3 separate regions of the Homo sapiens genome follow, and regions 1 and 2 are each linked to region 3. Evidence: chromatin contacts called from ENCODE Hi-C data. All regions are on one chromosome and are shown on one strand. Each heading gives the region's core, a stretch centred on a gene start or an enhancer-like site at or near the end of the contact. The rest is flanking DNA. Distances are from core to core; before and after follow the strand shown. Region 1 holds the start of GLIS3-AS2 (GLIS3 antisense RNA 2). Region 2 holds the start of JAK2 (Janus kinase 2). Region 3 holds the start of SMARCA2 (SWI/SNF related BAF chromatin remodeling complex subunit ATPase 2).

Region 1 (4,372 bases), core at 341-2,840, 2.3 Mb after region 3:
AGGGCCAAGCGGATACCGGGGCAAACTAGCGTGGGGCTCAAGGAGGCACACAGAGCAGTGGTCTCAGTCCTCGAGACCACTCCTGCCAAGAGGAGGGCTGGAGAAGTCGGGAGAGGTGCCGGGAGCGGGGGAGAGGCGCGTAGGACAAGGCAGGAGGAGGGCGGCCCTTATCGGTTCCCTATAGGACTGGCTTCGCTGCCGGGGTCGGAGATTCCTCGGCGCGGAGCTAGGGGCGGGTCCGGAGGCGGAGGCGACAGCGCCCGGCGGGGTACGCGCGGCTGCGACCCCGTCACTCCCCCGCCGCCTCCGCCCCTAACCCTCGGCCCCGTGCGCGAGCGAGCGAGGGAGCGAACGCAGCGCAACAAAACAAACTAGTGCCGGCTTCCTGTTGTGCAACTCGCTCCTGAGTGAGTCGGGGGCCGAAAGGGTGCTGCGGCTGGGAAGCCCGGGCGCCGGGGACCTGCGCGCGCTGCCCGGCCTGGCCGGAGCCTGTAGCCCGGGGGCGCCACGGCCGGGCTCGCAGTCCCCCCACGCCGGCCCCCCGGTCCCCGCCGAGCCAGTGTCCTCACCCTGTGGTTTCCTTTCGCTTCTCGCCTCCCAAACACCTCCAGCAAGTCGGAGGGCGCGAACGCGGAGCCAGAAACCCTTCCCCAAAGTTTCTCCCGCCAGGTACCTAATTGAATCATCCATAGGATGACAAATCAGCCAGGGCCAAGATTTCCAGACACTTGAGTGACTTCCCGGTCCCCGAGGTGACTTGTCAGCTCCAGTGAGTAACTTGGAACTGTCGCTCGGGGCAAGGTGTGTGTCTAGGAGAGAGCCGGCGGCTCACTCACGCTTTCCAGAGAGCGACCCGGGCCGACTTCAAAATACACACAGGGTCATTTATAGGGACTGGAGCCGCGCGCAGGACAACGTCTCCGAGACTGAGACATTTTCCAAACAGTGCTGACATTTTGTCGGGCCCCATAAAAAATGTAAACGCGAGGTGACGAACCCGGCGGGGAGGGTTCGTGTCTGGCTGTGTCTGCGTCCTGGCGGCGTGGGAGGTTATAGTTCCAGACCTGGCGGCTGCGGATCGCCGGGCCGGTACCCGCGAGGAGTGTAGGTACCCTCAGCCCGACCACCTCCCGCAATCATGGGGACACCGGCTTGGATGAGACACAGGCGTGGAAAACAGCCTTCGTGAAACTCCACAAACACGTGGAACTTGAAAAGACAACTACAGCCCCGCGTGTGCGCGAGAGACCTCACGTCACCCCATCAGTTCCCACTTCGCCAAAGTTTCCCTTCAGTGGGGACTCCAGAGTGGTGCGCCCCATGCCCGTGCGTCCTGTAACGTGCCCTGATTGTGTACCCCTCTGCCCGCTCTACTTGAAATGAAAACACAAAAACTGTTCCGAATTAGCGCAACTTTAAAGCCCCGTTATCTGTCTTCTACACTGGGCGCTCTTAGGCCACTGACAGAAACATGGTTTGAACCCTAATTGTTGCTATCAGTCTCAGTCAGCGCAGGTCTCTCAGTGACCTGTGACGCCGGGAGTTGAGGTGCGCGTATCCTTAAACCCGCGCGAACGCCACCGGCTCAGCGTAGAAAACTATTTGTAATCCCTAGTTTGCGTCTCTGAGCTTTAACTCCCCCACACTCTCAAGCGCCCGGTTTCTCCTCGTCTCTCGCCTGCGAGCAAAGTTCCTATGGCATCCACTTACCAGGTAACCGGGATTTCCACAACAAAGCCCGGCGTGCGGGTCCCTTCCCCCGGCCGGCCAGCGCGAGTGACAGCGGGCGGCCGGCGCTGGCGAGGAGTAACTTGGGGCTCCAGCCCTTCAGAGCGCTCCGCGGGCTGTGCCTCCTTCGGAAATGAAAACCCCCATCCAAACGGGGGGACGGAGCGCGGAAACCCGGCCCAAGTGCCGTGTGTGCGCGCGCGTCTGCGAGGGCAGCGGCGGCAGGGGGAGGAGGAGGCAGAGGCGGGGTGGCTGGACCCTCGGCATCAGCTCATTCTCCCCTGCTACACACATACACACACAAATAATGTTTCTAAAAAGTTCAGTTGCGACTTTGTGCCTCGCCTGTCCTGTTCATCCTCGTCCTGGGCCGGGGAATGCTTCTGGGGGCCGACCCCGGGATGCTGGCTAATTGCTGCCGGCGGGTTCCGTCGCCGGTGTGACCCTGGACGGCGCGGACGGCGTACAGGGGGTCCCGGGAGGGGCAGTGGCCGCGGCACTCGCCGCCGGTGCCCGTGCGCGCCGCGCTCTGGGCTGCCCGGGCGGCGCAGTGTGGACGCGGCTGCAGGGAGAGGGGAAGGGGGAAGAGGGAGGGAGGAAGGCAGCCGGGCGAGGAGTGTGGATGTGTGTGCGGCCGCGAGGGCCGGCCTGTAGCCAGCTGCTTCCTGAGTGTGAGCGCCGGAGGGGGAGGGGGAAGAGTGGGGGCGGGCTCGCGGGTCACTAGGCTGGCCAATTCGAAGGCCGAGCTTGTGTCTCCCTCTTGACGCATTCACACACACACACACACACACACACACACACACACACACTCCCCGTGCGCCAGAAGTCGAGGAACTCCAGAACAGGGTAACAGCAGGGAGACACTTCGCCTTCTTCCTGGCCTTATTTGTTAAACTGACTTATTTTAACATGAAAAAGTGTTAGTGTTTAGACAGGATTTGATGTCAGGTCATAAAAAAATAAACAAACAACCAAAAAAATCCGGTAGTAATACGGAGAGAATAACACAGTGAAAAATGGCAAAAGGGTTGCTTTGAAATATCGGATCGGATGCACATGACAGCTTCGAAACTGGATAGGTGAAGCACTAAGGAAGGCTTTGGCATCCTTTCCAAGTATAGGCAGGGAAGAGAGGAAGGTGATGGAAGTGTTAGAAGGGTATAAAATTCTGAACACAGGCTGTTAAGAATGGAGGTATATTCCCTGCGTATGTTACGTCTATAAAGTGGCACTTTATCCTTATGAATTCAACATCCTCAGCCTCATACCCCACCTAAGCTCTGACTCGCCACCGCTTCTGCTTGTGTTGACCAGAGCCCTCAAAAGGTTGTTACAAGAAAGTCTGCTCCTAGTAGTTCATCACATGTATTGCCACAGATGCAAGGACTTCCATCTTGGGAATCTAGGTATGTAATGCACACAATATCCTCCAGGTAGGCCTTTCTGCAGTTGACAGTATTATTCACCATCATGAATGAAATGAGTGAGGATGCCACCAGACACTTAGAATTTCACAAGTCCTTATATTCTATTCTACTGTTACCACTCCAATATAAATTAGCAATCAGGTAGTAGATGCTTTGATCAAGACAGAAGTCCTCAAGGACACAAATGACTTACCCCAGAAAGCCAAAACTAAAAGACTATTGGCAGTTTTCATTTATCTAATTTCAGTGGGAATACTACTAGGCTTGGTCTGTATCCATGATATTAACATAACCAAAAGAAGCCTGGTTTCCACAGTACTTTTTCTTTTCTTTTCCTTCACCTTGGGACACAAACTCATCAGAATATTTGTCAGCAGAAGTAGGGGATGAAAAATAGTAAGAGGTCAGGATATGTCATTCTGTCAGTTTTCCAGTTTCTCTCTGTTCATCTCTTTTAAATACAAGTATTCAAGCCCAAGATGGCAATAGATGGGCTCAACCACACGTAAGAAAAGAAAATACTCATAAAATGAAGCATGCAGCAACATCACAAAAACAAAGAAACCAAGTGGTGGAAATTGCCATGACTATTCCATTGTGGCTAGTTATTGCAACATGCCTGACATTCACATAAAAACTCTTCCTCATTAACTCCAGCCTTAAGGAACAGAGCAAGATGGCAACACTAACCCTTCAATGCATCATGGGAACTTCTGTTCATCAGATTCTTGTGCTGTACAACTGCTTCCCAGGAGCAAGACAAGCCTGGGTGGAGACTGCAAAAAACCTTTCCAATGTCCCTCAAATATCATTTTAAATACAATGGTTTTGATGCATAGAATGGTATCCTAGGGGCTTGCAGAAGCTTCTAAAACTTCCCAAATGATGGGAACAGCTTAGCTGGAAGAGAAAAAAATATAGTGCTACACCCAACTTTAATCAATAGCTCATGGAAAAAAACACTGGGAAAGTTAGGAGTCATCAACCTGGAGATCCCCAAAATCTCTTCATTTATAAGAGCCCAAGAGTGGGAATGTCATTTTATTTAGGTGTGATTTTCATGAACCTCTAACATTCCTAAAATATTTACCACTGAAGAGGTATAGTGCTTTGGTTGAATTTTTTTCTTTTTTTTTTTTTCTGGCCAAGAATGTAGATCTGCAATGTTCTTATATTCCATGGGTTATAGTAAAAATGCAGTTGTTCTTGTACCAGTA
Region 2 (4,007 bases), core at 752-3,251, 3.0 Mb after region 3:
ACAAAATATCACATTTCCATTTCCACAGTTGTGATGCTTTTCATTTACCCATGACGTTAAGCTCATCTTTAGCTCTTCTTCATTATGTGGGTCTGTGTTCTAGCTTTTACCTCAGTAGCAGTTTTTGTTTGCAGGAAAAAAGGAACTCTTTTGGTAGTCACTGTTTGTAATTGCGGCCTTGATATTCTAAGCCATTGAGTCACAATTAATAATTAGAAATTCTTACTAACTTTGCCCATATATTACCTATGAAGCAGTAGCCGTAGGAATGCAATTTTCCTGTAAATCCCTCCCTCTTATACAGCTCTAGTTCATTATTTAAAAGATTCAGGGTGAATTCAAGTAATTTCCTATGCTGCTATCATTTGCTTAAAGACCTTTTGCAATGGGTCTTATGTAAGAAGAAATGCAGGAGTTGCTTTGGTGAGGTTTATTTAAAGAAACCATTAAGTGCAAGACAGACCTGAAGAGCAGCATCAGTTGTGTATGGGGAAACAGGAGCTATGAATGCGTCACTTCATTTAGGTTGACAGAAAGAGGGCTAATACTTGAAAAAAATCCCTACACGATCTGGTGCCAGGCTACTTCTTTGGCCTCACCTCTTACCACTGCCCCCTCCTTCCGTGTCCTCCAGCCACAGTGACCTCTTTCCTGATCCTTGAACTTGCCAAACACTTTCCCTTCTCAAGGTCTTTGCCTTCAGGAGTCCCTCTGCCTGAAATTCTTTTCCCAGATAGTCATGGGACTGGTTCATTCTCATCCTTCAGATCTCTGCTCAAATGTCACTTATTCTAGGAAATCGTTCCTGGCCACCGTAAAATAGCACACCCCCTCCTCACTTTCTACTCCTTTTCTTTGTTATTATGTATATGGCAGCAGAAAACTATGCATTTTCTTAGTGGCAATTACACACCCCGCACATTATGCATTTAAAGCGTTGTTTGTTGTTTTGTCGCTTCCATCAGAATACAATCCAGTAGGGCAAGGAGTGTGTGGGGTCGTGTTCACCTGGTATCTCTGGGGACCTACAGCCCGGCACCTAGTAGACACTCAGTAAATATTTGAATGAATGAATGAGGCCCTTTGGCAGCCGGGAAGCCCGTCACAGCCGTTGTCTCCACCCTCTCCCGGGCTACACCAGGCCACGCCGGTAAAGTTGTTTCTCCTCTAGGAGAAACATTCGCTAGGCCTTGTTGCCAACCCGCAGGCGGCTGGGCGCTTCATCCCACCCTCACCCCTTTCCAGCCAAGGTGGCTGATGGGAGTCAGGCTCTCGAGGGCGCATTGCCACGAAACAGCGTGTGTGAGCGCGTTGTCCCCGGCCCCCGGCGCCACTTCCCCTCGGCCTAGCAGCCTGGACTGGGGAAGGACGGGTCTGCTGTACCCGGGAGGTGGAAGGAAAAGCCGAAAGCGGAGAAGTGTGCGGGAGGGGAGTCTCCGCGCGGAGGCAGCCCGGCCTCCTCCAGTGCAGGCTGCGCGCTGGGGAGCCAGCCAGGGTGAGTCACTCCCGGCCGCTTCCCTGGAGGGCGGCGGCCACACACACACCCGCCCATCTAGTGAGGGCCGGGCCCAGCGCTGGCGCCTAGCTCCAGCCGGGCACCAGCGTTTCGCGAGGCGCCGCCGCCTTAACTTCCTTGCGCGCTCACGCCCAGGGGCCGTCCCAGGAATCTCCACGCGCGCTCGCCGGCTTCCCGAGAGGCAGCTGCCCTGCGTGGCCCGCGCCTGCCGGTCCCGCGACCAGCACCGAGCGGCGCACGCGCACTGCAGGACGCGCGTCCGGCTCTCCCCCAGCCTCTATCCGGCCCGGTCTCCTGCCATTCGGGGAGACTGCAGGCCAACCGGGAGGCTGAGTTCGAAGCTAGCAGGGCGGCGAAGCCAGTGTCGCCCGCGGCGTTGAGAAGACGGTGTGGCCCCGGAGAGGGTGGAGACAACTGTGACGGGCTTCCCGGCTGCCCGAAGTGGGAGTGGTGTGGGGCTGCAGGAAGGAGAGAGGAAGAGGAGCAGAAGGGGGCAGCAGCGGACGCCGCTAACGGCCTCCCTCGGCGCTGACAGGCTGGGCCGGCGCCCGGCTCGCTTGGGTGTTCGCGTCGCCACTTCGGCTTCTCGGCCGGTCGGGCCCCTCGGCCCGGGCTTGCGGCGCGCGTCGGGGCTGAGGGCTGCTGCGGCGCAGGGAGAGGCCTGGTCCTCGCTGCCGAGGGATGTGAGTGGGAGCTGAGCCCACACTGGAGGGCCCCCGAGGGCCCAGCCTGGAGGTCGTTCAGAGCCGTGCCCGTCCCGGGGCTTCGCAGACCTTGACCCGCCGGGTAGGAGCCGCCCCTGCGGGCTCGAGGGCGCGCTCTGGTCGCCCGATCTGTGTAGCCGGTGGGTGTTATCTCTGCCTGGCTTCTGGGTGGGGGGCAGCAGCTGTCTCTCCACCCCCTTCCTACCTTTTGGTCCCGCCTGCCCCCTGCTAGTGGCAGCAAACTTCTGAGCCAGAAAAATCTTCCTCTTTAAGACGACACCTAGAACGAGTCTTGCTGGTGATATTTGCTTCCATTTGTGTCTTATAATTCCCTCGCTCCCGCCTCCTTATTCCTTTTTAAAATTTTCTAGACACTTAAACAGCCTAGAAAAAGCATTTGTTTCCCCTGGATTTATGTGGTAGTAGTTAACTGCTGCTTCTGTTTTTAGGTTTCAGAAGCAGGCAACAGGAACAAGATGTGAACTGTTTCTCTTCTGCAGAAAAAGAGGCTCTTCCTCCTCCTCCCGCGACGGTGGGTGTGCTGTCCTTTATCGCTGCAGTAAAGGCGAAGGTGTCTGGAGCTGGGAGTGCGTGCGTAGGGAAGGTTGGAAGCGTGTGAAGAGAGGCAGGGCTCATTGTTGCTTACTCTTCTGAAAATGTCAGTGCTAAACTTTTAATGTTGATCTGGGAGAGTAATTTTGGGGTGTTTTGTTGTTCGTCTTGGATCCTTTAAGAAACATTTTTTTGTTGGCTTTACACATAACGTGACTTTGCAGAGAAACGAAAAACGTTGTCCATTACCCTTTCTTCTTAAGCAGCCAGAGATTCTTAATCCTTTAAAGAGGAGTATTTCCAAGCAATAAGAGATAGCTTTTGGGAGAACACGTTAGCTATTCTTGCTGGGGTTTCTGCTACCACATTGAATGTTTCCTCATGGTTTTATCTGCCTAAGCTTGCTGTGTCGGTTGAATTTACCCAGTTTGTTTTCCAGTAATTACTAATCTGTTAGGAGAAACTCCATTTCTCTGAATGAAAGGGTAGGAGCGGCTGAGTATGGAGAAGGAAACTGGAAGTGGGAATAAGGGAAATGATTGCTTTTGGTTTCATAATAAGTTTGTACAGTGAGTTGTTGGGCTACTGCAAATAAAGATTTTGTATCCCTTCTCCAGAATGCTTGGGACCAAAAGTGTTTTGGATTTTTTTTAAAAATTTTGGAATGTTTGCATATACAAAATCAGACATCTTGAGGATGGGACCCAAGTGTAAATACGAAATTCGTTTGTTTCATATAGACCTTATTCACACAGCCACTAAGTCATTTGCAATATTTTTAATACGTCTGTGCATGAAACAAAGTTTGTATTAAGTACCTATGCGGGGAATTTTCCCCTTGTAGCATCATGTTGGTGCTCAAAATGTTTCAGATTTTGCAGCTTTTCAGATAAGGGATGATCAGCTTGTATTTTGATATAACACCCAGAACATTTGAAGATGAATAATCAATTTTTGGCCTCCCTTCCCCCATCCGCCTCACCTTATACCACTTTAAGTGTGAGAATTATTTGCTTGTACATGCATTTGTCTGTTGGTGTGTAACGTATGTACAGACTGGATGTATCCAGCACTTGCCTTAATAGTACATGTATTTACCTGAATAGGAAAGCTGCAGTACTTGCTGGCCAGAAGAGCACACCATGCTTGTTTTTGCTCTAACTGAATATCCTGTATTTGCAATTTATAGCAGTTTTAGGGACTCATTAGGGAATTTTGTGTGTGTGTGCCTTTGG
Region 3 (4,429 bases), core at 1,384-3,883:
CAAGTGAATGACGCTGCCTTTTCATTTCTCCTGTGTTGAGGCCTTATTTTATAAAATTCGTAACTGCTAGGGTACAAACTACAAACAAGACGAATTTTTAGAGGAACAACTTGAAGGGTGATGGGGGAAGGTGGTGCTTTCTTAGACCAATGCGAAGGGAGAGGGAGATGCAATATCTATATTTAATCTCTGTTCCCAACGATGTATTTTAATTCCCATAGCTGTGTGTATACAATGCGTGGATACCAACGCCTCCAAGGACAACATCAAAATTTTATATGAGCTGAAGAATATACACATATAACAAAGGGAATGTTTTCTTCTTTACTTTCCCTGTGACAAAATGCCAGAAGGAATGGACAGTTTCTTTCTCCAGGGACTTACTAATTGATTTGTTTTTGTTTTTGTTTTTTTGAGGATTTGCATGGCAAGTGGAAGTAGAATCTTAAGGGGATAAAGGGCATTTATTCACAAGGGAATAAAAGTGAAGTTATCAATTTCTGAAAATTGGCATGTGAGGCCGGCATGCCAGAGAAACAAATTAGACCCCAAAAAAATTAAAACCTAATACTCTCAATGTAATAAGCATTGCTATTAGGTTAAATCTCTTTATTAGAGACAGGTAGGTTATCTGGCTATATTATTAGTTGCGACTTATTAGGCAGTTAGAAGTTAGTATTTATGTTACACTTTTACTATACTACTAGTCTTGTTTAAAATTTCTCCCTATATATTTCTCAGTTAATAGTTATACCGGCATATCCTCAGGCAGAAAAACAAGTTCTTACAATGGATCCTTCAGGGCACACTATATTCTATTTCTCTTAGCTGTGTTATCTTTCGTTGTCTTGAGGTTCACTTCAAGATAGACAGAAAATGATGAAGCTAAAGTTAACAAGCAAGTAGCAAGACCTTAGAAAGCTATAGGGTGGGTGATCACCAACACTCCCAGCCATCATGAAAATGCTGCCCTAGTGGGCTCTGCTTCAGCCAGCAGTGGACCAGTGATATAAAGAATTCTTGCTTCTTAATGACTACATGGCAGTATTTGGCGTTCTTTCCATTACTTCTTGTCTTCAACTTATCCAGCCTGAAGTTTTAAGCATCCTAGAACTGCATTTCAGACCCAGTTGCTCAAATGGAGTCAATTTTGCAACAGTAAAATGGTCTTAAAATAGGATTTTACTCTAGGGGGAAGAATCCTCAACCAGATAGTCACAGTGCACTTTGAATGACTAATTTAAGCCATTACATTACGAAATAAGGGATAAATCATACTTTTCATAACACTACTGCATAGGAACAGTTTTAAGAGTCAAGCATCTACATTAATCTGAGTCTAAAATAATAGGCCCCTGATTTAAAGTCTCCTAACATTCTTTCACACTTCATAAAACTAAAAATAAAATTGTCTCACCAAACACCGACCTATTGGTCCGGCCAAAGTACTGTATTTCAAGGAAAATTGGAGCAAAGAGGTCTCAAAACCGCGACTTGCCAGCAAATTACAATTTGCAGCCTTAATTGGTCTCAAATGCGGGGTGAGAGGGAAGAGACTACGGTCTGTAGAAAATAAGAGATTTATTCCCCTTTTTAAATCAAAACCAGATTCCATGCTTCAGCCGCCCCCTAACCCGCCAGCCCCGCCCCCAGGGTTTGTTTTTCCATATTTTTGTATATATTTTAGCGAAGATGGCAGGTGAGGGAAGGTTATAGTGCTGTACCTAGTCCACGAAGTAAACAGAGAGGTTAGGGTGGGTTTACTTATTTATAAGGCGTTCAGCCTCTCAGCTGTTTCTCCCTCGTTGGCATTTGGAAGCTTGCAGTCCTTCAGGGAAGAGACAGATTTGGCAGGAACGTTCTTTGTGCCCGCCTCCCTTTTCTATTTTTTATTTTTTTACCTGGAATAGGGGGCAGATTTATAATGACAGCCTTAGGGAAGGGGGAGAAAAAGTTTCAGCCGGCACGACAATGCCCGTTTTTTCCACAGTCCACACTGTGCCACAAACAGCTTTGGTGCCACTCGGAGCCCGTCCCCCGTCCCCTCCCTCTCTCTCTGCAGGCTCGCACTGGCAGGCGGAGGCACAGTTAAATTCCAGCACCTTCTCCACATACCCCCGAACTACTACGCGCTATTACTACGGCTGCCCTCCGTTTTCGCTTCGCCTCCTCCCCTTCCGCAGTCTCCCTGGAGGAGCCCCGCGGCGCCCGAGGAAGAGGACTGCCAGGGAAGGGACAGCGGGCGCCCAGCTCCAGCAGGGCTTGGGGCTTTCTGCATCCCGCGCAGTTTCTCTGCTCCAGGCACAAACGCGGCCCGAGAGCCGGCGCCTTGCAGTCACACACGGATCCACGCATACAGTAGAGCTGTCTAGATCCACATTCTTGCACACCGCCCCCTCCTCCCCCCGCGCTCCCGGAGTCGCTGAGCTGAGCGAGTGACAGGCGCGTCCCGCCAACCCGCGCCCGGACGGGCAGGGAGGAGCGGCGCGCGGGGCCAACTGCGGCGCGTCTTCCGGCGCCCGCGGAGGAGGCGAGGGTGGGACGCTGGGCGGAGCCCGAGTTTAGGAAGAGGAGGGGACGGCTGTCATCAATGAAGTCATATTCATAATCTAGTCCTCTCTCCCTCTGTTTCTGTACTCTGGGTGACTCAGAGAGGGAAGAGATTCAGCCAGCACACTCCTCGCGAGCAAGGTAAATATAACTTACAACTCTTTTCTCCTCTTTCCCCTCCCTTCGGCCGCCCCGCTGCAGCCGCCGCTCAGACCCCTCCGGCACCACGCCGCCTTCGCCCGGGATTATCCATTATTATCCTAATTATTATTTATTGTGCATGCAAGGAGACCAAAACAAACAGGCGGGCCAACCGCCGCGACAAAAAAAAGCCCGCCTCCTCCCCGCGGGCCTCAGGTGGAATGCTCTAACGACAGCTCCCAGGCGGCGGTGGAAGAAACGAGAAAGTTTCAACCGAACCTTGCTGTTCTAATAATAACAGTAATAATTACTACTTCAAGGGGGCAAAGGAGGAAAAAAATCCCAACAAGCCACAGCCTTGATCCTGAGTGGGCAGTCAGAGGCGCTGCCAACTCAAGGTTGCAACACACACATTGGGCCAGGTTGCAATCCCCCCATCCCCTTAAAAGTGAGGCGGCGGGGAGGGGGGTGGCCGCAGGAGGGGGAAGGCCTGGGGGACAGGGGAGGAGGATGGAAACGCTACTGTTCATCCCGGGCAACCCTCCCCGGAAGAGTTGGAAGGGGAACGGGAAAGGAGGGCGGGGAGCCCAGGCTGGCGGCGGGGCGCCAACGGACGCTGTTGCCACCCGCTTCCCAGGGACTTGTTCAAAGGGCTCCGGCTGCGGAGACGTGAGCGGATCGCAGCGGGAGAAGCCTGAGCTGACGCGCGAAGGAGGTAGCGGCCACTGCCGCGGGGCCGGTGCGTGCCTGATCGGAGGTGTCACCTCCACTTTCCGCGTTTCCTCCGGCGTGGATGGGGAGGCTGATTGGTAGGCAGGCCTTTAGGCAAAGGGGCTGCCAGGGGGCTGCGCCCCGGGCGCTGCGGACGTCCCTGCCTCTGGTACCTGGCGGCAGCGCAGGCTCGGGTGTTAAAGTTCGGGATGTCCGGCCCGGGCCGCACTGCTGGAGGGAAGGGAGGAGGCCCCCAAGGAGGTCGGAGGTGCCCGCCAGCCTCCGTTACCCTGCCCTCCCTCTCCCCGGGTCCGTGTTCTTTTGCTTCGCGTCTTCCCCTTGCTTGCGCCGCGGGAGCTGCGGGCGTGGGGCGCCTGCGATCGTCCGGGTGCTAGGGGCGCGCCGGGACCCAGGAGAGCCACGGCGGCGGCTGCGGGCCCGGGAGGCCATGATCCGGATAATCCTGTCTGCCTGACTGTCACAAACAGGACCCGCGCACCACCGGGCAGCGGCGGTGTGGTTCGCCCGGGAAGGGGAAGGGCTGCGGTGGGGAGGGAATAGGGGGGTGGCGAGGGCGGGAGGCGGGGAGACCGGGTAGGAGCCTCCTCCCAACGATGACACGCACTCCTTCCTTCTCGCTCCCTGCTCAGGAGTTTGCTTTATTCCCATCCCAACCTGGTTTACCCCTTCCTTTGCTCTCCCCCTCCACCCGGCCGTCTTCCCTTCCTCCCGTTTGCGTTGCAAAACACGGCCATGCCATCTGCAAAGGTGTCGCGATGCACTTCCCTAAATAACCGGTCCGGCGCGCCAGCCCCTCGGCGCCCTCCGGCCGCAGGGCGCACACGGAGCACAGTGCTCCCGGTGCCCCGCACCAGGCCTCGCAGCCTGGGTGCAGTTACACGGCGGAGGGCGGGGCGCGGCAGTGCGGGCTCCGGCGGACACCCGCGCCTTGGCCGGGGCACTTGGGCCGGTTTCCGGTACACGCGGGGAAATCGCCTCCTGCCAGTGTCTGATCGCTCGCCTCCGC

The links. Hi-C counts contacts between places; a loop is a spot of excess contacts on that map. Pooled maps may share reads with other maps.
Region 1: a map of naive thymus-derived CD4-positive, alpha-beta T cell shows a loop between it and region 3 (5-fold over the local background). The contact joins the promoter of GLIS3-AS2 here to the promoter of SMARCA2 in region 3. A Hi-C loop is called at or near these places in 1 of 168 maps with a recorded cell type or tissue (naive thymus-derived CD4-positive, alpha-beta T cell), 1 of 37 single-sample maps with no recorded cell type and 15 of 50 pooled maps.
Region 2: a map of naive thymus-derived CD4-positive, alpha-beta T cell shows a loop between it and region 3 (12-fold over the local background). The contact joins the promoter of JAK2 here to the promoter of SMARCA2 in region 3. A Hi-C loop is called at or near these places in 2 of 168 maps with a recorded cell type or tissue (both naive thymus-derived CD4-positive, alpha-beta T cell) and 12 of 50 pooled maps.

Annotation. Positions count from the first base shown.
Region 1 is chr9:4,297,711-4,302,082 of GRCh38, forward strand. GLIS3-AS2 (GLIS3 antisense RNA 2) reads left to right here and starts at 1,591. Exons shown (of 4, transcript NR_186824.1): 1 at 1,591-1,713. GLIS3 (GLIS family zinc finger 3) reads right to left here and starts at 2,358. Exons shown (of 11, transcript NM_001042413.2): 1 at 1,711-2,358.
Region 2 is chr9:4,983,271-4,987,277 of GRCh38, forward strand. JAK2 (Janus kinase 2) reads left to right here and starts at 2,002. Exons shown (of 25, transcript NM_004972.4): 1 at 2,002-2,360; 2 at 2,670-2,752. RefSeq lists silencers at 1-84, 1,535-1,584, 1,625-1,704, 2,095-2,424 and enhancers at 1,053-1,886, 1,815-1,954, 2,755-2,804.
Region 3 is chr9:2,012,714-2,017,142 of GRCh38, forward strand. It overlaps SMARCA2 (SWI/SNF related BAF chromatin remodeling complex subunit ATPase 2), which reads left to right and starts at 2,634. Exons shown (of 34, transcript NM_003070.5): 1 at 2,634-2,691. RefSeq lists enhancers at 2,134-2,183, 2,244-2,293, 3,080-3,636 and silencers at 2,344-2,683, 3,824-3,993, 4,294-4,403.